3 separate regions of the Mus musculus genome follow, and all the other regions are linked to region 1. The links are chromatin loops, found by intact Hi-C in ENCODE. Cell type or tissue: left cerebral cortex. All regions are shown on one strand.

The links. Hi-C counts contacts between places; a loop is a spot of excess contacts. Peaks named below come from ENCODE experiments on the same cell type or tissue, not always from the same donor. Only the 100,000 strongest peaks of a DNase experiment are listed, where the experiment ranks them.
Region 2: a loop joins it to region 1, with 13 times the contacts of the local background. A loop is called at or near these places in 13 of 42 quality-filtered maps.
Region 3: a loop joins it to region 1, with 10 times the contacts of the local background. A loop is called at or near these places in 13 of 42 quality-filtered maps.

Annotation. Positions count from the first base shown.
Region 1 is chr4:104,908,252-104,916,251 of GRCm38, forward strand. It overlaps Fyb2 (FYN binding protein 2), which reads left to right and starts at 5,310. Exons shown (of 20, transcript NM_001162980.2): 1 at 5,310-5,439. The coding sequence starts at 5,431. In left cerebral cortex, a CTCF peak has its summit at 3,592 (motif pointing right); DNase peaks (open chromatin) are centred at 3,591 and 6,868; H3K4me3 peaks cover 426 bases.
Region 2 is chr4:106,224,691-106,232,690 of GRCm38, forward strand. No RefSeq gene overlaps it. Among named protein-coding and RNA genes, the nearest start is that of Gm12724, 8.4 kb to the right of the region's middle. In left cerebral cortex, CTCF peaks have their summits at 994 (motif pointing left), 2,997, 4,019 (motif pointing right) and 5,719 (motif pointing left); DNase peaks (open chromatin) are centred at 970, 1,889, 2,134, 2,959 and 1 more place; H3K27ac peaks cover 794 bases.
Region 3 is chr4:105,000,659-105,008,658 of GRCm38, forward strand. It overlaps Fyb2 (FYN binding protein 2), which reads left to right. Exons shown (of 20, transcript NM_001162980.2): 14 at 1,464-1,495; 15 at 3,215-3,287. Among named protein-coding and RNA genes, the nearest start is that of Gm52670, 14 kb to the right of the region's middle. In left cerebral cortex, a CTCF peak has its summit at 4,258; DNase peaks (open chromatin) are centred at 1,032, 4,064 and 4,234.

The DNA.
Region 1 (8,000 bases):
GGGATATAAATTATACATAAACAAATTACATGTTCTGCTGAAAGTCCTCAGACATGATTAATGTAACCAATAATAGTGTTAATATTAATAGTGGGTTACTCCAGCAGCAGCATCCTGACTGACAATCAATCTGTGCACCACATGACAGATCGTGCTCAAGGCTTACCCAGGGAAATGGAGAATGCACAGGCTTTCTTCCCACTTTCCCATGTTATATATATACATATATATATATTCCTTCGTCACTTTAGGGTATTGTGGATAAGCCATTACTTATGGTACAAAGTGTAAGTAATACATTTGTCAAGAAATAAAAAACAGTGATGTGATAGGAAATATCTGAGGCTGAAAGGTTTGGAACAATCTAGAATGTGCCAGAATACAGTTGTCTGCTATTCACTGCCTGTTGCATTATCTTTTCCTGGAATTCACAAATGAATGTTTGTTCACTCCAGATAGGCTGAAACCAGGGACCAAAGTTGTGACTGTGCCCAAGTCTAGCTCAGTGATTCAACGAGTCTATTGAGCTTACTCACAGAAGCATAGGCGAGAGGTTCTTTGAAGGATGTAGGTGGCTCCCAAGGAGCTTCACCACTGAAGAGTCCCACCCCAGTGTGAGTGGTGACTTCCCTCAAACTGCAAATATGGAGTCCCCACTTCCGTTAACTCTTCACCTCCCAGCCAGGCAGTGGTGGCCCATGCCTTTAATGCCAGCACTTGGGAGGCAGAGGCAGGCCGATTTCTGAGTTTGGGGCCAGCCTGATCTACAGAGTGACTTCCAGGACAGTCAGAGCTATACAGAGAAACGCTGTCACAAAAAAACCAAACCAAACCAAACCAAACCAAACCAAAAAAAAAAAAAAAAAAAAACAAACCAAAACAACAACAAAAAAAAACCTCTTCACCTTCCTAGACCACAGGCAGTTTGGACAGAATTACAGCTAGGAGGTACAGCACAGAAGGCAGGGAATAGCTAGAATTTTAGGAAAGGATCTAAAGACCCTTCCAAAGCCCTCCTTCTATGAGTAAAAGTAAACAGGTCTGATTTTGTCTTTTGTAGATAGTCATAGGCTCTCTGGAGAAGATAATAATGACTTCTCCAGTAATGACTAATGAAGTTAGGCTTGGAGGGCAGTAGCCCAAAAAATAGATAGGACTTAAATGGGGGTGTGTGGTAGTTTGAATAAAAATGTCCTCCGTAGACTTGTAGGGAGTGGCACTACTAGAAGGTGTAGCCACGTTGGAGCAGGTGTAGAAAATTTGCCACTAGCAGGTGGACTTTGAAGTCTCAGAAGCTCAGGCCAGGTCTAATGGCTCACAGTCTCTTCCTCCTGCCTGCAGATCAAGATGTAGACCTCTCAACTCCTACTCCAGCACCATGTCTGCCCTCATGCTTCCATGCTTTCCACCATGACAATAAAGCACTAAATCTCTGAACTGTAAGCCAGCCCCAGTTTAGTGTTTTCCTTTGTAAGTGTTGCCTTGGTCATGGTATCTATCCACTGCAATAGAATTCCTCAGAGATGGGGCACACCGTGTCTCCTATAGGAAAAGCAAACCAAAGATATTAAAAGAAGATTTTGAGCCCAACTTCAGTCTATCTGTTAAGATCTCCCACCTCCCACTTTCAGAACTTAATTTGGGGGAACCTACTTTAAACCTTTAAGCTCTCAGACCCTGTAAGCTTATTGTTTGGTATTTCTTGAACATTGAAAGAAATGGCAAACAGGCTGGCTGCGAGGGTGGAGACTGGAGCCAGGCTATCAGGACTGGAATTTCTGTTCTTCCATTTGCTAAATGTTGCCCTTAGGAGACTACTTAACTTGTGTGTGCCTCAGTTCTCAACTAGAGAGTAGGGCTTATAATAAAGATAATTAGGGAGCAGTCTGCAAGGTCTATGGTCCTGTTTTCTGCAGACAATAGTCTGAGACATTTGCAATCAGCCATTTCCTCGTCCCTGGTTAACTGGAACTCATGGGGCAATTTCTCCTGGCCCGGGGCCAGAGTACCAGGTACTTGGTCAGATCGCATCTTTCTTGACTGAATAGTGTTCATTCCTAAGGTACAGTGAGATCTAGTTTTACTCAGGTCAAAATTCAGACCTCACATCTCCAACTCTTCACAGTGACTGTATTTGCTAGCTTTCCCCCTCCCGTGTCAGCATGTGTGATTTGTCTTCTGGTGGAGCTGGGCACCCACTCACTGGGACCAGCTCAATCACAGGATGGGGCTTGTGAGCAATTTGAGATCACTGCGGTTGAGGGTGGAGGATGAAACAGTGCTACCCCATTCCCGTAGCTAGGCGTGACCTGTGCATTGCAACATTGATAACAGTGATTTGAGGTAAGAGGAGAGAGGACAAGAGGAATGGCATGTGGGGTCTTGCGAAGTGCTAAGAACCTTGCCAGAGTTCAGATGGCCGTTAGTCCTGAAGTTAACCTTGCTGGCCTTCACTTTAAAGACAAAGAACATCACAGAGGGACTTAGTGGGAACTGTATTTTCCATCTGCATCTTATGATAATTTTCAGGATGATACATGGTGCTAGGCGACTACTCTCCTACCTCTCTCTTTTGTCTGTTTACTTAGCAATGTTTTTATTACTTATAATATCTAATACAACATAATGATAGATAATTATTGAAGAAATAATGTCCCCAAAAGTCCATACACATTTAGTTCTGATGTAATCCTCCTGGCATCTCCATTTCCCCAACCCCTTTCCCACTGGATTTTTCTGCCTCTGTAATTTCCTCTTCCCCTATCATCCCTTTGGCCTCAGTTAAGTCATGATGTTTGTCATCAAGAGATAAATGAGCAAGCGACATGACGCTAGTTAAAGCACTTGCTTCTACAAAGGACCTGGGTTCGATTCCCAGCACCCACATGGTGGCTTTCAGTGGTCTGTAACTATAGTCCCAGAAGATAAAAAACAAACAAACAAACAAACAAACAACCCTCTTCTGGCTCTGCATGCACTTCAGACCTGTACTGCACATAAATACATGCAGACAAAATACACACAGAAGAGTTAATTAATTTAAAAATTATACAATATATTTTGTTATACTCTTTCCCCTTCTCCACTGTGCCCAGATCCTGCCATTTCCACTCACTCAACATCATATTCTTTCTCTCTCTTAACACAAAAATCAGCCTAGATGTCCATCAACAGATGAACTGGTAATGAAATGGGTTACACATGCAAGGTGGAATTGTATTCAGTTGTAAAGTAAAACCAAGTTATAAAATTCATAGGAAAACATAGAAGTAAGAAACATTATATTGGTAACCCAGGCTTAGAAATAAAACTACCTCTTCCTTGCCCACATGCAGATCCTAGCTTCTAAATGTTAACTACAGTTAGATCGTAGTAAGTATAGGAAAAGGCCAGGAAATTCAAAAGAGCCCAAGGGAAGGAGGAGGAGGCCAAGCCTACTGGCAATATAGTCCCCACGCCCAACAGCTAAATGAAGGTACCTCGTAAACACTAGGACTCACCACTCTAACTAGTTTAGGGCCAAACCAAAGGAAACCTCTAGGAGACCCTGAAGCCCTGCTTATCCTCGGCCATGTAGGCTGTCCTGACGCCACCAGGGGGAGCCCTTGTGTTGGGACCATGGGGATGTTGGAGGCCCAATGGCCCCTGGGGCGCAGAGCTGTGCTGAGCATAGGTCATAAAGGACCCTTGGCCTTGAGGAAAGACAGCAAAGGACTGTGAGCAGTGCTGGGCAAAGTGAAAATCGTGCAGTCGGTTACCTCTTAGGGGACAAGCAAGCAGTACTTCCTACCTACTCTCCTTCCCCTGCTCCTGTCAAGACAAGGGAATCTTATTATTTTAAGACTTTTTGTTTCCATTATAAATACTGTTTATTATGAATTTCTGTGTTCAATACACAAAATAAAATTTAAGTATTTAAGGTAATCATGGGATATATACAATTTATTCTGATTATTGCTAAAATCATGTTCACATTCAAGCCTTGAAGTCTGAGGAGCCAGTGTTTATACATGGAAGCATGCTGTCTAATGTGTATCTCACATAGGGTCTGACAGTGACTCTGGAGTGGACAAAGTACTGGTCCCATGTCTCGCCTACCCAACAGTGGGTGTTGTGTGGTAGTCAGCACACCTTCACTGTCCTCTCAGTGTTGCAGCGTCTCAGGGACGCCTCGATGGCCTACGGTTACCGACCTTTTTTAAGACTTTGAAAGCCAGGCATGGTGGTGCATGCCTTAAATCATAGCACTAGGGAGACACAGGCAAATAGATCTCTGTGAGTTTGAGGCCAACCTGGTCTACACAGTGATAGCCAGGATAGCCAGGGCTATAAACAGAGAAGACAACAATAATGATTTGGTTGGAGGCATTCCAAGTTATAATGTGAGTTTGAAGGCAGCTTGAGTAGGAGAACCTGCACCAAACAACAACCAAACAGACAAACAAACAAAAACATTTTTTTTTTTAGTCCATAAAAAGCAATGAAACTCAGCAGGCCGTATATAAATCAGAGCACCTGCCCACCTCCAATCCCCAGGACAGCTGAGAGATCTGCTGCCCCACCCCCACCCCCACCCCAAATCTAGGAACTGAAGTTTGGGTTTCCAGCCAGGATCAGCTCAGGCAGGAAACAGCAAAGAAATCAGAACCCGGAGTCATTGTCCATCAGAGCTCCTTTCCTTCAGCATCCTACCAGCATCACTCCGAGCTAGTTAAGGCCATCTCTCCAAGCTCCAGTTAGTGCCCTGCTAAAAGGAGGACAGCTGAACTTGATTCCAGGGCTACTTGTAAGAGCTAAAGGGATTCATGTCTTAAAACACCGCGACCATGCCTGTCTTTAAAAACAGGTGTAATTTATTTCAGCTTCCGCTCACCCCCCCCCCCCCCCCAATAAAAGCACCTGCCAGCTTAGCGACACTTAAGAGCTTTCTTTTCTAGGAGCCCTGAGCAGCTTTTGTGAAATTAAGTAGCCATCAGCAGGGGCGGAGTTGGGTGAGGGCGCTCACTAAAGGAGATCACGGTGTCCTGAGCTTTTTTTTTTTTTTTTTTCAGTCTAACTTTAGGGACAAGATGTACTCAGCTCTCAGAAACTCCCCCAGATGGGATGTGATGGGAGAGGACCCGACTCAGGCACAAAATGAAACCAGTGCAAAGGGAGTGATGGCAAGGAAGCCCGGGACCAGTGGCCTTCTGCCCACACACCGGCCCCTACCCCTATGCAGCAGGTCCGGCTGGCAGGATGGAGGCCCGCCCACCCGAGAGAGGGAGGAGCCACAGCCCAGGTGGAGCAGGTGAGGAGCCCCGGCTCCAGCTCCTCCGGGACAGGCGAAGTGACTGCAAGCTGGCTGGCGGAGGCGAGAGCATTGTTGGCCCCAGGATCCAACTCTGGGAAGCTGGCATTGTCTCCCAGTCGCTGCCTAGGAGGACCACAATGGAGGAGGTAAGGCACCCGCTCGCGTGTGGGCTGTAATCTTGCGAACTTTAGTTCCTTCCAAAGGAGGAAGCTCTAGGGAAAGAGCTGCCAGTGTGTCCTGGGCCGGGCCAAACATGTCAGGTGTCCCGCTATGAAACTGGCATGCTGGCCTTGCTCAGGCAGCCTGTGCCCTCTGTCTCTATAGAACCCGAGGAGCTCTCTCTAACTCAGGGCACAGTTCAAGTGCCTGTCACTTCATTGTTGACTTTCCTTCTCTGTCCGGCCTCTGCGGTGGCAGATGGGTGTCCAGGTTCAAGGACAGAGCATGACTCTGGGAAAAGGTAGCCTCGTAGTAAGTGATATGCCCTGTGGCATTTTTTACATCGCTGTTCCCTAAGAACTCTGTGGGCTGGGGCAAAAGTGCTAATGCCCTTGAGCCCTAGGGATCTATCTCACTTAAGTGAGACCGAAGGTGCATGAAAAAACAGAGCCCAGGCTTGCGGTAGCTCCAGAGGCTGGGGTGTTGAAAAGCTAAAGCCAGTCTGAGCCACACAGGGGGACACTGGAGGATTTTGGTTTTGACAAAAGCAACGCGAGGGTTTGAATGGCTTCGATCAGCTGGATGCTGTTAGCATAGTCAGAGATTTTGCCTGGCTAACCCCATCCCTTCTAGTCCTTGCCCTGCTGTTCTGTTAGTGACTTGCATTTCACAGATATATACAAGCATGTTGTGCCATGTCTCTATTACATATTTGGGAACAAAGTTATTTACTATTGAAATTGTGTTACTTCCCACCCAGATGTTTGGTTTACAGTCAGGATGGTGGATTCGCTCATCTGTGGCTGGCAAGGATTGCTCTGGAGTTTTAAAGGGGTGCTTGCATCTCTGGCAACACTGGTACCTCTGGTGGTTCACACCATTCAGTTAGTTGAGTTTTGGAAAGGGGGAGCCAAGAACCCCAGTTCCAGCCCATTTGTGGTGCTACCATGTTTAGAAACTACTTCCTTTAGTGGGGTGGGGGAAATTATTTTATTTAGAAAGGGTATGGATTTACAGCCCAGACTGGCCTCAACCTTTTAAATGCTTGAATTACAGGCAGGTGTCACCATGTCAACCTCTATTGGTCAACTTTTGGGACCTTCTTCCGAGTTGGCAACTTGCCAGGCTGAACTGATTCAGCCTGTGGATTCAGAAAAAAGAAAAGAAAAGAAAAGCATTTACATTCTGCCCTCTCTGGCTAGCCAGCATCCGAACTGCCCACCACCACTTCTGCTTATCAACCTGATGGGACAAAGACCTGGAGGTCATTGTCCCTGGGGTTTTTAGGTGAAGAAGCTGAAGGGCAGTACATTATTGCTACATGGTATGGCACCACCAGTCAGAACAGGGCTAGGGCCTAGGCTCAGGTTGGTGAATCATAGCTCCTGGGAGCCGGCTCTAAGCCAGGCAGCAGGAGCAAGAATTAATTACTCCAGCCGAACAGACAGGATGTACAAAAAGTACCAAAGGACGTATTTGCTTCCTAGTAACATTTTATAGAACAAGAAAAATCAGTGCACGTCTTCCTCTGCTCAGAAAGATGAGGGGGAAGGACCCAAAGAGAAATATGGGTAGTTTCTCATCTGGAGAGGATCCATCTATTGTTTTAGAAAGCCAACGGAACATTCCTTTAAAATATATATATTTTAAAATATATATTATATATATATCACCTCCTTTGTATTGTCAGTTTCCTTTTTGGATACATGGATACAGTTAGGAACCAAATAGTCCCAAATCTCTGCGTTAGCCAGGCACACTGGTACATGAGTGTAGTTCCAGCACCTGGAAGGCTGAGGCAGGATCAAAAGTTCGAGATCAGACTCAGCTATGTAGCTGTATAAAACACATTCATGACACTTTATATACTAGTAAGAAAGGAGAAGGAAGCGAAACTCTAAGGGTTAAACGGTAGCTAATGCAATGCAGACATTCGAAGCAGAGAAGGCTCTAAGGTCATGAGACAACCGAGGAGACTGCCACTTTAAGGGGCACAGTGTCAAAGGTCAATAAATATGAAGAAGAAACTGAACAGAGACTTTAAGTTAGAGAGTGGTTGTGTGGATGTTTTGGGGGAAAGATTCTGTTGAGATGCATAGTTCATCTAAGCTTCTTTGATGAAGAGCAAGCAGCCAAGTGTACGCTAAAGAAGCAAGGCAAGCAAGGGATAGAAGCTCACATCATAAAGGGCGTGGAACCCTTAGTGGAAACCAGCTTTGCCCGACGATGGCAAGTAGCTATGTGGCACCATCTGGCTTCCATTTCCTAAGAGTCAGGTGGCTGGAGTTTGGAAATGAGATGGCCAGAAGTGAGAGAGCAGCAGCTGGCTGGCCTGGTAGAGGGAAGGTGCTTAGATCTAAGAAGAAGTGGCTCAGGCTTGGCTTAGCAGGGACGGTGGTTACAAGTGTCAGATTCGGGGTCTCAGACTTTGGATGACTGAACCAACCATGTTTTGGCTTTATAAGGCACAGAAGCGGCTTTCATTTGGCAAAACTACTTTGAGCTGTGACTCTTGATCTTTTATCAGCCATGTGTGGCGCTATACAGG
Region 2 (8,000 bases), 1.3 Mb after region 1:
CCTAAGTCCAAAATTAACTTTCCTAGGCTGACTCAAGGCATTAGCGTCTCTGAAAATGCTAGGAAGAAATCAGTTTCCCTCTTTCTGAAGCCTGGATCTTCTTTCCGTCATCCATGGCCTCTATCCTGCCAGCCAGGAGTACAACATCTTCACATGCTACTGGGACCCTGCCTGTTGCCCCCTGCCTCCCTCCTGCCTCCATGCTCCCATCCCTTCACCTAACCTCCCTCCCTCATCCAGCTGGTAAAGACCTTTGTGGTTGCTTATAGCTCTGCTGGGATAGGCCAGATCCTTAAGATCTCATATTCTCACATCCCAAGTACTAAGTAGGGGGTTCCTGGGAACCCGTTATTCTAGCTAGCACACCTTGCCTTTTATGATTGCTTTTGAACACCTCCCTCCAGAACAAGGACAAAATGCTGATGAAAGGTGATTAGACAGAAAGTGCTGAGCATAAGCAGGAGGGCTCAAGTTTAAATCCTCACCATCCATGTTTTTTAAAAACTGTAGCTAGAGCCCAAGTACTATGTGGGGTGGAGACCAGAGGCTCTCTGGGGTTCATGGCTCACAGCCTAGCTCCAGGTACTGTGAGCAACCTTCTCTGAACACAGTGAGAAAACATAAGGTCAGACATCTAATGTCCTCCTAGAGCCTCCACATGTGAGTACAAGCACGCCACTTGCACACACAAATACATACATCGCGCGCGTACACACACACACACACACACACACACACACCCCAAAAGAAGAGGAAGTTCAGACTCTCCAAAGATTGGCCTTCCCGCTTCAACAGCATTGATTAACACGCAAAGATCCAGGGACGTCTAGCTCAAGCCTCAGGTCACTGTCCCTCTCCACAGCCCTCCACCGAGTTCTTAGGAAGAAACACACATGAAAATTTTGAAAACAAAACAAAAACATCAAACCTAAGCTAGGAGAATCGCTACTTCTTAGTCTAGCCAACAGCACCCCCTGGTGCCCAATAGCAGAATGAGGCATAAGGGCTGCAGCTGGGGGAAGAATGAAGGGTCTTTACCTGCTGGCCAGGAGACAGAGACAGCATAGGCTCAGGCCAGAAGACAGAGCTGAGGCTGATACCAGGCAAGAGCGGCATTTTCAAACTTCCCAATTAAGTCTATGCCTAACAGTTCAACAACACAGCAGACACCGTCAGAAGTCCCTTTGGTCCTGAGGATTTAAAAATGCCTAAGGTAGGACAAACTCTACTCAGAACGCGTCTAGACTAGGCTATGAACGCTAGAAAAGAGACTAGCCCCAACTAGCAGCTGTGTGCTGCGAGGCTCATAACTCGCCCCCTCTGTGCCAAGTTTCTCATCAGTAAAACACAGATGACCAAAAGTCTCTGGGTTAAGAGAATTAATATACAACCCATGTAAAGCACTCAATAGGGTAGTAGTTTGAATTTTTTATTATGGTTGGTTTTAATGTCGCCTTCTACATTAGAATCACCTTGAGTAGGAAGCCAAAATCCAGATTGCCTTGAATGATGGGAAAACCCGCTCCAGTGTGTGCATCTTCCCGGAGCATCCTGGGTAAAGGGGCGTGGCAGAAGGAAGAGCGGCCCACCTTTTGCTCCTTGGCCTCCCCTCCTGCGCTGAGTAAATTTGCCTGTTGTTGGAGATGATTCTTTTGTCTTCTCAGAACCCGAGTCTGCAAGCTCTTACTACAGACAAGGGACCAGCGGTTCTCCAGAAACCTTTTGCGTTTCCAGAACCAGATTAGGGACCCCTGAGGTACCCAGCCTTTTAGTCTGAGCAGCCTCTGTGGGGCTACTCCAACTGCTGAGGCACGAGCCTCACGGACTGCATTTTCAGCTCTGTAGCATATGTCTGCTGGTGCTATTATTTTAAAACTGACTTCACGAATTCGCGTTTTTTTTCATCCTACTTGTTCCATTCCTCCAGAGAACCCTGACAATTACAATTACAACTGCAGAAAGAGTTGGGGGCTGACTGGGGATACAGAGATGGGAAAATGGATAACATACATACTGACATTCACCTGTCACTGCTTGCTAGCCCCAGTGAGTGATCTGCCAGATTGAGACAAACCTTCTAAATTCTCCTCAGTGTCATTCATTAGTAGAGAAGGGGACACAGGGCCATGCAAACTCCCTTTAGCATCTTCCATTTAAAGAGCCTCGTTGGCGGAGCCACGGCAGAGCTGGAAACAAGTGCAGTTTGCGTGAGGCTCTTTAGCAAATGCAAGCTTGCTTGGCTGTTACCGGGTACAGTGACTTGTGCTGTGGTCTTCTCTGGCCAGGATTCCTGGATGTTATTGTACGTGAAAACCTCTGTGGGCCAGATAACCAGAGTGACGTTGTAATAAACATCATAAATAAATTGATGGAGCCCTGACAGACTTCAGGCTGTAGCTTGGTAAGCTTATTTCAGCCAGCCCCATAGATATTGTACGAGGCAAACATTTTAAACCCCACTCCTCAGATAGGAAGACTGAGGCTTAAGGAATTTTCTATCTTGCCCAAGGAAAAACCAATATTAGGAAAAGAAAAAGAAAGAATTCATACTCAAATCTGATGCCAATAAGTTTGACCAGTGAGGCTGCTGCTTAGTGTCACATGTCCATAACTTCAGGAAGCAGATCCCATTTCCGCACACCCGTCAGTCACAGCATTAGCAAGATGACCTGTCCACTTAGGGACCTCCGTACTAAGGCAAAGGTCGCCTGGCCACCATTCACTGGTGAACTTATGCAGGTGGGTTACATGCCTCCTCTGTCTGGGTTTCGTGCTCGTAAGTCATTCTTGCAATATGCCATTCCTGCAAGAAGCCAGGAAAAGCCCTCTGAAGGGTGCTCCTGCTCTCCGAAGCATCGTTAGCATGTACATTCCCTCGTCCAGCAGGGAAGTAATGTGCTACTGGCACTGGCATAATTGAAGACGAAACTACCGGACATGGAGCGGGGCAAACACTACTTCTTAGCCTAGCCAACAGCACCCCCCAGTGCCAAGGAACAGGAAGGGGGCAAAAAGAGTAATAAAGCTACAAGTTTTCACATGTGAAAATTGAAAAACTCAGAAATAACCTTCAGGAAGAACCCCCAACATTTATTATACTTTATACCCAAAGGGATTATGGGTGGCCAACAATCACTATAAACAGTTATCCAAACAGGGCACAAAAATTTATTTCATGAAGATTTAAGCAATCAAAACTATCTAGTTTTAGGAACACATTCATCCTTTCTTGTATCTTTCCCATCAAAAAGGAAAGCACTCCTTTTATGTTATTAGTTACAATAATATGACATCAAGTGTCATACACTATACATAAATTGATGGGATCGAATAGCAGGTTGCTACCATTGTTGCTGTAAAAGAGCTACTGAAAATTAGGAGTTGTTTGTTTGTTTGTTTGTTTGTTTGTTTGTTTGAATTGCTGAACAAAGGCAAGGAGCAGGTGTGTGGTGTGAAGTGACCAGCAGGGTGAAGCTCAGGACCTGGCTTAGAAGATGGGACACGGGGAGACTGAAGCCACAGGGAAGATTACCAAGGAGTTCAGAAGAACCCAGGAAGAGTCATGGGTCTCCGTCTCAGTGTCTCGGGAGGGACACAGGAACCTTGCTCCCTGTCCCTGCTGTTCTTCAACCTTCCACTAAGCTGACCTATCTTCCCAGGGCTTGTGTGTGTGTGTGTGTGTGTGTGTGTGTGTGTGTGTGTGTGTGTGTGTGTGTGTGAGGTGTGTGTCTTAAATTCTCTGCCAGATTTTTAATTAGGGTTATTCTGCAAGGCAATTAATCCTCCTGGTCCCCTCACTATGGAGCGCTAATTCTAAAGCAATTAACCAACCCTTGAAACTGAGAAATAGGACATCTTCCTTTGCCAAAGGCTGTTAGGGAAAGGCTGTCTTCCGGGAGAGGCTAGGCACGGCTTCTGCTGTGCTTGACTAAGTTGCTCTTTGAAACCTCATTTGGTCCTAGGATTTGAAGGCCAAGGGAAGACCATAGGCCATTATCACAGTTTCGCCTATGCCCACAAGAGGGCAGTGGCGTATGCAGTCATAGCCCATGTTCTTCTCTAGACCTCAGCCTCTAGGATCAGACTAAGGGACTCCTGAAAACGATGAGATCCTGGGCAAGACAGTGGAAGAACACACACACACATGCACACACACACATGCATGCACACATGCACGCACGCACGCACCCCACATGTGCATGCACGCTACAGATGCTGCATGGGGGTTTGGAGGTGGCCCAGAAGGCTTCACCCAGTCTTCCCTAGACACACTACAGTCAGTCATACCTGTCACTTCCCCATCTCAGGTTTCCTCTGAAGCTCCTGGCACCAGAAACCTAGGGCCACCCAGACCCAAAGTGTGCAGCTCTGTAGTTGGGGCTCGGGTGTCCATGCTTTTTCAAACTCCTCAGGGTTAAGAGTATGCCTGTCAACACACAGGATGCAAAGTGAGTCTCCTATCCTGTAATAGGCTTCATGACACTGAACAGAGTGGAAGGCAATAAAATATACAATATCGTGAGAAGACCCATGGGAAACAGTATAGAAGTCAAGACCTGGCAAACACATATCCTACTGGAATTAGGTAGTTTAGGGAATGTTTTTAAGCAGATTATAAAAGAATAGTCAGAGCCAGGAGTTATAGTGCATGTATTTAACCCTCAGGAGTCAGAGACAAGATGAACCCAGCATGGTCAACAGAGTGAGCTCCAGGACAGCCAGAGCTGCATAAAGAAACCCTGTCTCTAAAAATAAAATTTTAAAAAGTAAACATTTAAAAAATTAAAATAATAGTGATAATAATTTGGGGGCAGAGAGGGGGGGAGGGAGGGAGAGAGAGAGAGAGAGAGTAGTCAGGATGCAGAAAAGCCACAGGGATCACACCTTCAGAAATAGCCAAACCCCAGAAGAGGAAGTGGTCATAGAAACATAGAGACTGGGAGACTAGGTAGGAAAGGCCATCTGGTAGAAACTGTGACCTCAGTAGATACACCAAAATCTATTCTCTCCAGCCCTCTGAATGCCAGAAGCCAAAAAAAAGAAGCAACCACGGAGTAAATCCCCAGAGACCGCCGTCCTAAGCCACAGAGCAAGATGGCAAAGTACAGAAATTGGATCTAGTTCACCCAATAGCTGTCAAACATTTGGCCATTGGCAGAAGTTGGTCCAATGCTTCTATATGCAGATACTATTGCATATTATATGATTTGAATAAGAATGGCCCCTAAGGCTCATATATGCAAATGCTTGGTCATCAGGGAGTGACACTCCTTGAGAAGGACTAGGAAGAATGTCCTTGTTGGAAGAAGTATGTCACTGGAAGTGTGCTTTGAGATTTCAAAGGCCTAAGCCAAACCCAGTGGCTCTCTCTCTCTTCCTACTGACTGCAGATCTAAATGTAGAACTCTCAGCTACTTCTCCAGCACCATGTCTGCCTGTGTTCCACCATGCTTCCCGACATGATGATAATAGGCTAAATGCTTTCTTTTATAAGACTTGTCATAGTTATGGTATCTCTTCACAACAATAGAACGCTGACCAAAACACATGTTTAAAAATAAAAAAAACTTTACAATAAATAGCTATGAGACTGGACTGGAGAGACAGTTCAGCAGTTAAGAACACGGATTGCTCCTTCAGAGGACCTGGATTCAATTCCCAGCACCCACATGACAGCTCACAACCATCTATAACTCCTGTTCCAAGGGATCTGATGCCCTCTTGTGGCCTTCCACAGCACTGTACACACATGGCACATAGACATGCAAACAAAACACCCATACACACAAAATAATAAAAATTATTCTTTAATGCTTTTAAAACCTATGGGTAGAGGTGATGTCAGCATATAATCCCAACACTTGAAAGACTAAGGCAAAAGGTCATGAGCTTACAGAAAGCCTCTGCGCATAATGAGTTAAGAACAGCCTAAGCTATCTGACTACAGTTTAAGAAATAATTCAGGGTAATATAGTACGTTCTTTGCATGTCCAACACATGGTTGATGCCTACCACTGCAAAATAATTATAGATAAACAAATAATCATCTTTATGCATGAGACGTAGACTTTTTGCTGATTTGGACTTCAAGGGAAACAATATTCAAGTTTCAACTAGAAGGGTAATTTCCAGACAATTTCAATTTCTCGAGTTAGTTTGTTCCAATAGATCAATGAAGAGCTTTTCTTAGAACTGGACAATGGTAAAAAGTTTTCATTAGTTGACAAAAGGATTGGTAAATTTTTCATAAAAATTAGAATATTTTAAAGTGTAGGTGAAGAATATGTTCCTATACAATGTCTTTTTTATTTATTTATTTTATTTTTTAATCTTTATTTTTGAGGTGGGGTCTCTCTATGTAGCCTTAATTATCCTGGAACTCTCTATGTAGATCAGGTTAGCCTGGAACTCAATAGAGATTTTCCTACTTCTGCCTCCCAAGTGCGAGGATTAAAGGTGTGTACCACCATTCCTGGCAATATCTGCCTTTTCAAAGACAGTGTGTGTGTGTGTGTGTGTGTGTGTGTGTGTGTGTGTGTGTGTGTGTGTTTGAGTATGTACATGAGGGTGGGTGTGTGCATGTGTGTGTGTGTCTGTGTTTGAATGTGTGTTTGTGTGTGTGTTTGAGTGTGTACATGAGGGTGAATGGGTGAGTGGGGGGGTGCATGTGTGTGAGTGTGTACCTGTGTGTGAGTGTGTGCATGTTGGGTGAATGTGTGTGTGTAGGCTTATGTGAATGTGTAGGCATGTGTGCATGTGTGTAGATGTGTGTGCATTGTGTAAGTGTGTGCCTGTGTGTGAGTGTGTGCCTGTGTGTGTAGGTGTGTGTGCATGTGGGTAAGTGTGTGCTTATATGTGAGTGTGTACATGTGTGAATGTGTGTATGTGGAGCCAGAGAGCTCAACAGTAGGTATATTCTATCACCATAAAATCTTTTTAATTGAAAATGTTTCATACAATGTATTTTCCCACATTCCAACTCCTTACAGATACCCACCTCCCTACCCACCTACCTTCATGTTCTTTCTCTCTCAAAACAAAACAAACAAACCCACACAAAAATCACAGAGTTCATTTTGTGTTGGCCAACTTCTCCTGAGCGTGGGGCTTGCCCTGAACTGTGGTTGATGTGTCCCTCCACTGGAGAGAACCAATCTGTCTTCCCCCATCACTTACCCCTTGCAAACAGCTTCTTGGCCAGTCGTGGTGCTTTGTGCCCACTTCTCCTTCCTTAGGCTGGGATTTTGTCTGGGTCGAACATGTGAGGGTCTTGTGCGTGCTGGCACAGTCTCCATGGGTTCATATGCTCATCGACTGTGCCATTTCTGGACAATGCTATTACCCTGGAGTCTCCATTCCACCTTATTTTTTCAGGCAGGGTCTCCCTTTGAACCAGGAGCTCTAATTTTGGTTAGGCTGCCAGGCCAGAGAACACCCTTCCCTCCAGCTCCTGCGTCAGCCCTCACGAGATGCTGGGATTACAGCTGCCTGCCCTCATGCCTGATTTTTGGGTGACTTTGGGGTTCTGAATTTAGGTCCTCATGCTTATGAAGTAGGCACTCTAACCACTGAGCCATCCTGCTGGCCCCATTTCATATTCTAAACATGAAAAGTGTGTGTGTGTGTGTGTGTGTGTGTGTGTGCATGTGATGTGCCTGTGTCACTGGTTCAAGGTGTAAAACATTTTTTCTCACTGTAGGCTACAGTAAAAAGTGTTTGAAGTTGGTAACTTGGCAAGTGTTAGCTTAAGACCTCATCCCCGAAGCCTGCAGGCTGCCAGTGGGTCTCCAAGACACAAATAAATGGATCCCTTCAAGGGCTGAAATCAACAGAGCTTCTTGCTCCTCTCCTCACAGCTGAGTGTGGCTAGGGCCCAGAAGAAAACTGGCACTGTTTGTCTAGGGGGTGTACTGAGAACAAAGAGGCAGTTTGTCCCAGGGCCTGCCGATCCGGCCTCCTTCACAGGCACTAAATTCATTCAGTATCACTGCCCTGCAGGC
Region 3 (8,000 bases), 92 kb after region 1:
CATGATACCCTAAGAAACTAGTGAGGAGAAAAAAAAATTACCAGAATAAGCAAGCCAGATCCAGAATGGAAAATGTGCTTTCATCTTTGACATCTTGGGTCATTAGCACTAAACATGATGTTAGTGGTTACATGGTTTCGTGCTCTCTTGGCCACACAACCTCCAGTGGTCTGACGTGTGGACCTGTCCAGATTCACTTTGTCTCCCTTGTTAGCAGCAGTGTGCTTGTGATGTGGACATGGGTTACCTGCATGAGGTCTGTGCATCTCAAGATCTTGGACTTAGAACCCCCCTCCTCCATCTCCTCATGTAACCTCCACTATTAGCCTCTGGGAAGGTTCCAAATCCACAAACAGTGAAAGAGAGAGGAGTTTCTTCCATTTGTGCTTACAGGACTTGGCTCCCTCGTGGGTGCAGTGGAAGGGGGACTGTGCAGCCTCTGGAGACATTTCTTTCTCCCCAACATCAATACCAATTGACAGGTCTAGATCTGCCCTCTGTGAGGGCAATTTGCCAAGTAATCATCTGCACTCAGATAGTATGGAGCTGCTATTCTCTCAAGTTCTTCCCAGTTATAAAATCTTGCAGTTTTGTGATTTTAAGCTCAGCGGTCTGCTGGAGCTAGATCTCCCAAGACATCCAACCAGACATGAATGTGGGTTCTGTAGTTCCCATCACAGCACAGAGCACGGTTACTTTATTTTCTATCTCCCTTTAGGACAGAAACTGTATCCAATCATCCCACATAAGAGCCTGGCTCGTGGCTAATACAAAAACACCTATAGTATTGGTTTGAAATTAAAGGCTGTGAAGGCACAGGCCTGTCTGTATCTCTGTCTCCCTCCCTTCTTTCCTAGCACGCATCTCTTTCCATGTGACCTCCTTAGAAACAAGAGACAAGAACCAAATCTATCTATATTCCATATTCTCTCCCACTTGGCAGGTTGCCATCTTACATTTCTGCCTGACAGGGATTTCTCTGTGCAAGTCTTCTTTTGGCTTAAGAAACACAGACAGGATGCAGTATATGCAGAGGACCTATGGATTTATCTGTATCCTGTTCTTTTCCATTCCTCATGCTCATTTAGTACATCTGACTGTCTCTTAGAAGACTAACAGATAGTTGTGGGTTCTGTGGATGCAGGTCTAGGCAGCCTGGGTGGAGAGTTGGTTAGGTAGGTAGGAAGTGAGTTACTACTGGCAGTCCACAGGGATGGATACACTCATTTGAAATGGGGTAGGGACAATCAAAACAGAGCTGCAAGAGTCTCACTTGACAGACTTGCCTAGAAGTACCATCTGGACCAGATACTTGCCATCAGGATGATGACATCTGGGCCAGGCAGGTTCCTGCCAATAGGATGTTGTCTGGGCCAGGCACCTGCCAATAGGATGGCATCTGGGATTTGTCTATTCATGAGCATGACTTTTTCCCTTGACCTTTTTTGTCTTTTCCTCCTTAGCAATGGATTTTCCGTGTCACTGCCTGACTTGGGTAAGTATCATTTGCTTGCTGTTGTCCACCAGTATTGCTGTCTTCAGGACTGGTGTATTAAGGGGCAGGGGAAGAACGGTGGTTTCCCAATGGGAAAAAAATGGACCCATCAGAATAAAAGAAGATATCTCCAACAGCGGTACTTCCTGCTTTGGAGCAATGAGAAACCTTTTTCTGGCATTTCCATATATAGATGTTACTCTCTTTTTAGGAGGTTTCTAGGACCCATAGCCATACTTTGTGATGGTTTGTTTGTTTGTTTGTTTGTTTTTCCCAAGTGTCTCTGACTATGAAATTAGGCATTCTGCATTGATCTGCACAGCTCTAATGGATTTGTTAGCAAGTCTAAGACATGACAAGTTGAGTATGAGCATGCTGCAGTCCACACAGTAGCTGACTAAAAATGGGTCACTGGTTGTCTAAGTTATCACAGTGCCTGACACATAGGATGCTCTCAATACATATCCAGTACATGGAATTTACCAATAAACAAGATCTGTGTGATTTTGTTCATGGTTTTTGTTAATGGGCACTAGGAATATAGTTACTTTCAACAACAACTGTGATTATATTTCGGAATTATAAGCTACCGAAGTAAATAACAAAGGTTGTATAGACCTGATAAAATTGCAGCTTTCTCAAATATTGTCATAAAAAACGTAAAAGGCAACTTGGAATTGGAATTCATCTTACAGATGGATTACCTCTAATCCTCAATGCCACAAACCAAAATCTGAAAAGATTTTTATTGCTGACAGAATTGAAAATTTCTCCATCTGACTCCATGTGACAGGTGTGTCACATAGCAGGCACAGTAAAATATTGTACGGAGTTACTATTAGAATACGTGTAGCAAATGCATATGAACTATTAATTATCTTCAAGTTTCCATTTGACTTCTACTTCCAAGATATAATCTGTATATTTCCCACTATGTATGTACAAAAACTGTAAAATCCAAAAAGATTTGATGTCTGAAACTTTCTGTCCCAAAGCACTTAAATAAGGGCTATTGAATCTATACCCCGCAGCCAAAGCCTAAAGGTACTGTGAGAAATTAGCAAAGCTAAGAGTAATTATGAATACTGGAAAATTAATTGTGAATATATCAAAGTGTCCCAGACTTTTTCAAATGGTGAATCATTTAAAAATCATAGAAGTCTATGTTGCACGGTAGCATGAGCACTACAAGCTAGAAATAACTAATTATCATTATATGCTAACTCAGATTCAATGTAATACAATAGCATTCTAAAGAAACAATTGCTTCAAACTACTGGTGTGAAATAAGAAAACGTGTGTGTGTGTGTGTGTGTGTGTGTGTGTGTGTATGTGTGTGTGTCTGTTTGTGTCTGTGTGTGGTAGGCAGAGACCAGCAATACATCCCCATTTCTCTCCAATGGGTATTATGAAAAGTCCCCTCAAAGTTCTAGCAATATAAATCATTTTTCAGTTCCAGAAAATGGGACAACTTACAATTCGATGAAATCAAATTGATGTAAATACATATACAGGTCAGATGCTCAGCGAGCTCGCTGTGTTTTATTCCCTCAGTTGTGTTTCTTCCCCAAGAGAGACTCATTCTGCTCCAGTCCGTCTATGTAATCAGATAAAAGGCTTGAGGACACATTTGGATAATTAGGTCATTGTGTATAATTTGGAAAGCCAGAGGTGTACGATGCATTGCTAATAATTTTTTTGATCCTGTCTATGCCCTAGGACCTAGGTCTCAGGATGATTCTCAGGATGGTATCATCTACGATGATGTGGATACACGTGAGAAAGAATCAAAGTAAGTCAGCTCACTTCCCTGGTCATCCCTGGGGCCACCAACCACGGCCTGATGCTTTGCTAAATACAGTCAGGGAGGCAGATGCTGACAGAGGTGCTATTCCCTGTGATCTGAAGGGAAAACAATGAGTACTCCCAGTGGTGGCCCAGCGGTGGTACCAAGCCACAGGCATTGGAACTTCGGAGCCTGTGTTTCTTATCTTTGAGTCTCGAAAATTTCAGCACATTCAAATAGTAATCTTTTGTGTATACTGAAAAGTGCCGGGTAGCAAGGCTGTTTGATAGAACAGTTTTCAAGGACTAAACCGCTATCTCTATTATCTCTAGAAAGGAAGCCATAATCAGACTCAGGGCCCCTCCCAGTTGCTGGCTGTCCTCCGACTATTCAATCTCCACCGAGCAGCTGGTGATGGGGGCCTCTCGTTTTCAGTCACCTGCCCCTGATCAATGGGCCAGGACTCATGCTGTCTTGGTAAAGCTGTTGTTAAACCAAGAGATCATTCTTAAGACCATACCATAATTGAGTTTTTCTACAGTGTTTTAAAATTCTGGTCGTGCAATCTTTACAGGGAAAACACGTCCTGTTGTCCCCGTGTTTCCATGGAATGGTTCCCATTCCTTCTCTTGCTTGTCTTAAACTTTGTATGTGAGGTTTCTTCTCCCACCCATGCCTTAAGTCAGATGCCCTATAACAGTCCTATTATCCCGTCAAACATCCTTTGTGTTTCCTTTTGGCAGGACTGAGGATTGTTATGAGGCCTCCCGTATGCAAGGCAGGCGCTGCACACTGCCCTCTCTAGGCAGGCGCTGCACACTGCCCTCTCTAGGCAGGCGCTGCACACTGCCCTCTCTAGGCAGGCGCTGCACACTGCCCTCTCTAGGCAGGCGCTGCACACTGCCCTCTCTAGGCAGACGCTGCACACTGCCCTCTCTAGGCAGGCGCTGCACACTGCCCTCTCTAGGCAGGCGCTGCACACTGCCCGAGTCCTTTCATTTTAAGTATTTTATTTTATTCAAGGCTTTGCTAAGTTGCCAAAGCTGGCTTTGAATTTGGGATTTTCCTGCGTTAGATTACCAAGTAGCTTGAATTAGAGGTGTGATAACCCAGTCTTCCCTCCTGTATATTTTTTAGTGTTTTCTCCACTACCCCAAGAATTATAACCAAAATATCAAAAATTAAATTTTAAGGCCAGATTAATTTTTCTGAGTCCCAGTAAGCCTTGAGAGCAATATGCCCTAAGCTCAGGAGGTTTGTAATAACGCGGAATACAGTTTTCTCTTATCCAAATCTGTCTTCTAATCTCTATTGCCCCTAGGTTTGATCCCGGATTTCCTCAGTTTTCCTGCCTGCCATCCCAAGGTTTTGTTCTTATGTCTCTGACACTTCTCACTTCCCCTCCCTCACCACATGACCACGACTACCACCTGTGTTGCTTCTTAAAGAGATTTCCCTAAGTCCATAAGTGGCCATTTTACTAGTTAACAAATAGTCATGTCACAAAATCTACATTCCACCAGCTTTAAACATTCAGTACTTACCCAACATTCTCACGATGCAATCCACACTGCCTCTGGCAACTCTCAGCCTCACCTGCACCCGCCCCACATTCTACACTACTGGGAGTTCCTTGGACTCCAAAACTGTCCAATATTTCAAACCTTCAAGCCTTCCAGTGCTATCAATTCATTCAACTAACACTTACTGATAGTGTCCTCAGTGCCAGATATTGGGTGTAAAGTAATTCACAAATAGATATGATACATATCTTGGAGAAGGAACAATTTCTCTCCAATTATGCACTAGAATTTGGTTGTGTTGGACAAGAATATTTTGAAAGAGATGCAGGTGTGTGGGAAGCATACTACATAGCCCTCGTTATTTTATGTTATGTTATTTTATTCAGGATTTTGCCAAATTGCCCAAACTAGCCTTGAACTTGGGATCTTTCTGCCTTAGATACCCAAGCTGCTCAAATTACAGGTGTGATTCCCCAGGTTTGTTGGAGCATAAGGCATATAATCAGAGCATAAATAGATGTCTCATGGTATGAGATTGGAAGGTGGCCCTGGAATTTTTAGACAACGGCCCTGTAATACCAAGTTAAATTAATAAAACTTTTTCCTTGAAAACTAAACTCTATTTGTAACAGTACATTATAAAGCACAATAAAACCAGCCAGCCCATATCTATTGAACAAGAAGTAGAATATGGCCAATACTATCCTCATCACCATATGCTCATCCCACATCCGCTCACCCTCCCACCTGCACACACTCCACCTGCATGTCCCCCAACCTGTACCCCCAACCTGTACACACCCCCCAACCTGCTCACCCCTCACCTGCTCACCTGTCATCTGCACACCCCCATCTGCTCACCTGCACACCCCTCACCTACTCACCCCTCACCTGCATGCCCTTCACCTGCTCACCCCCATCTGCTCACCTGCTCACCCCTCACCCGCACACTATTTTTCTCCAGGGTGAGTGCCTTTTCTGCTTTTGTGCTTTTCTTTTCTTGTTCAAAACAAAAAAAAATTATCAAATTATATATGACAAAATTATTGTTTCATTGTAAACATGATTTCATCTGTTATACTGAATTCTGTAACTTTTGTAAAAGGGTACTCAGTTCTACTGCTTTGCTGCCATGCTTCCTTCATTTTTTCCTGCTCTTTGATTAATATTCCAGGATGCATATTGCCACGTTAATCCATTCTCTTGGTAGGCATTTAGTTCCTGAGTGATTGTGCATGTGCGATCAGTACTTCCACAGAATTGATTCCTGGTATCCTCATGTACTTGGAAGAGGAAATACAGATACAAATTCACAAGTGCCGTTCCAGCACGTGGGGTTTGCCCTGGTTCCCACAGAACACACAGAACAAAAAGAAGACATTTTTGCCACATCGGTGTCTGTAAATAGTATCACATCATAGTACTTCGAGTCACATCACGCTTCAGTGCAGTTACACACACTCAGTCGATCCTCTACTCATATCATATCGTTTGACTGCTTTTCTGTGGTGGTGTCAGTATTTTCCTCCTTCTTAGGTTTAAAACAATTCATTTTGGATACAACTCTTTTCCTCTCTCATGTCATCTATTACTACATCTTCTCCACCTGTTGGATGGCATTCTTGATTTCCATTCTAGTCTTCCAAAGAATAGAAATTCAAATTCTTAATGTATCTTTAAATTACTTTTTATTATTGCTTTCTATATCTTTTAGAGAACTTTCTCCTAGCTTGCTCAACATACTCCTATATTCTCTTCTAAAAGTTGCAGCTTTGCCTTTTAAACTCAACCCTTAGATCCTCCTGAACTGAGATTTTTTTGGGGGGGTTGTGTTTGTTTTCAAAAGAGGGTTTCTTCCCTGACTAGGGATTGAATCAGAGCCTCAGTGGTGAGAGTGTTGAGTCCTAACCCCTAGACCACCAGGGCACATCAAGTATCGTGTGAATTGAGTTTTATTTTAACAAGTGACAGCCAGTTGTTTTCTTCTATACAGAGAAATGTCTCTTATTTTCCCCAGCAATTTGCAATGCCATTTTGTTAAATCAAGTGTCCCAGCACCTGACAGTCTGTTTCCAGGTTCTCACTTCTCTTTTGTGGTTACTTCTACCCTAATGACATTGTGGGAGAGGCTGCATTTTCTATTTCCTCTTCCTTTCTACTGCTTCAAAAACTTCAAAGACTTGGATATATTGTTTTAGTAAAGAAACTAAACATGGGAGAGGGTGTCTGCCCAGCCTGCACCTGCTGTCCTGCTCTAGCTCCCTTCAAATTTCATGCACAAGCTCACACTAAACCCTGTTCTGTGCCTGGTATTGTGCAGAGCTTATCGCAGATCCACTGGGACTGGGTCAGAGTTCCTCCTTCTGGGATCTCATACAGAAACCATAAATGAGTGAACATGAGGCCATTAGAAAAGGAAGTAGTTTCTAGAGCTATCTTCTAGGCTTCAAAAGAGAGGCGTGTAAGATCCCCAGCAAGTCCTAGGGCCTCGCAAAAGCCTTCTCAGGTGCAGCTTCAATGACTGGAAGGGGCTGGAACCTTCATATCCTGAAGGACCCTCTGAGCAGAATCTGAAGAAAAGGCAGGCTTGGTGGCAGAGGTCTGTAATACTGGCTACTATGGAGGTTGAAGCCAGGACTAGCAAGTTCAAGACCTACCGGGGCCACAAAGTTTGAGGTTTGAAATATAGTTAAGTGGTAGAGTGCTTGCCTTGCATGTGCCAAGACCAGAGTTCAGTTCCTAGGATTGCATATGTAAAGGGAATCAAAACATAGCAACTATGAAAATGTAAGCTTTCTAACATATGCATTATTGTGTTTAAAGGTTTCCTAGTGCAGAGTTACTGAAGTATTTAGGCTTGTCAACACTATAGATAACTGGATGGTTCTTAAGTCACTGAGCCATCTATCCAACTCCTATTTTATTATTTTAAAAATTAGCATACAAAGTATTTGATGCCATTATAGCATTTACAGCATTTTCTATTGAAGTGTGTTCTCCACCCACCTCTTCCAACCTCTATGTCCCCACCCCCTCTTAAAACTTCTTCCTCTCTACTCCCTTACCCTCCTCTGCAGCCCCTCCATCCTTCATGTTACATGTGTCTTTTGCCCCACCCCTTCTTCAGCACCTCTTTATCTTCTTAGTCTCCTTTCTAGACTGTTGAACTTATCTATACATGTAGAGTAATTTTAAT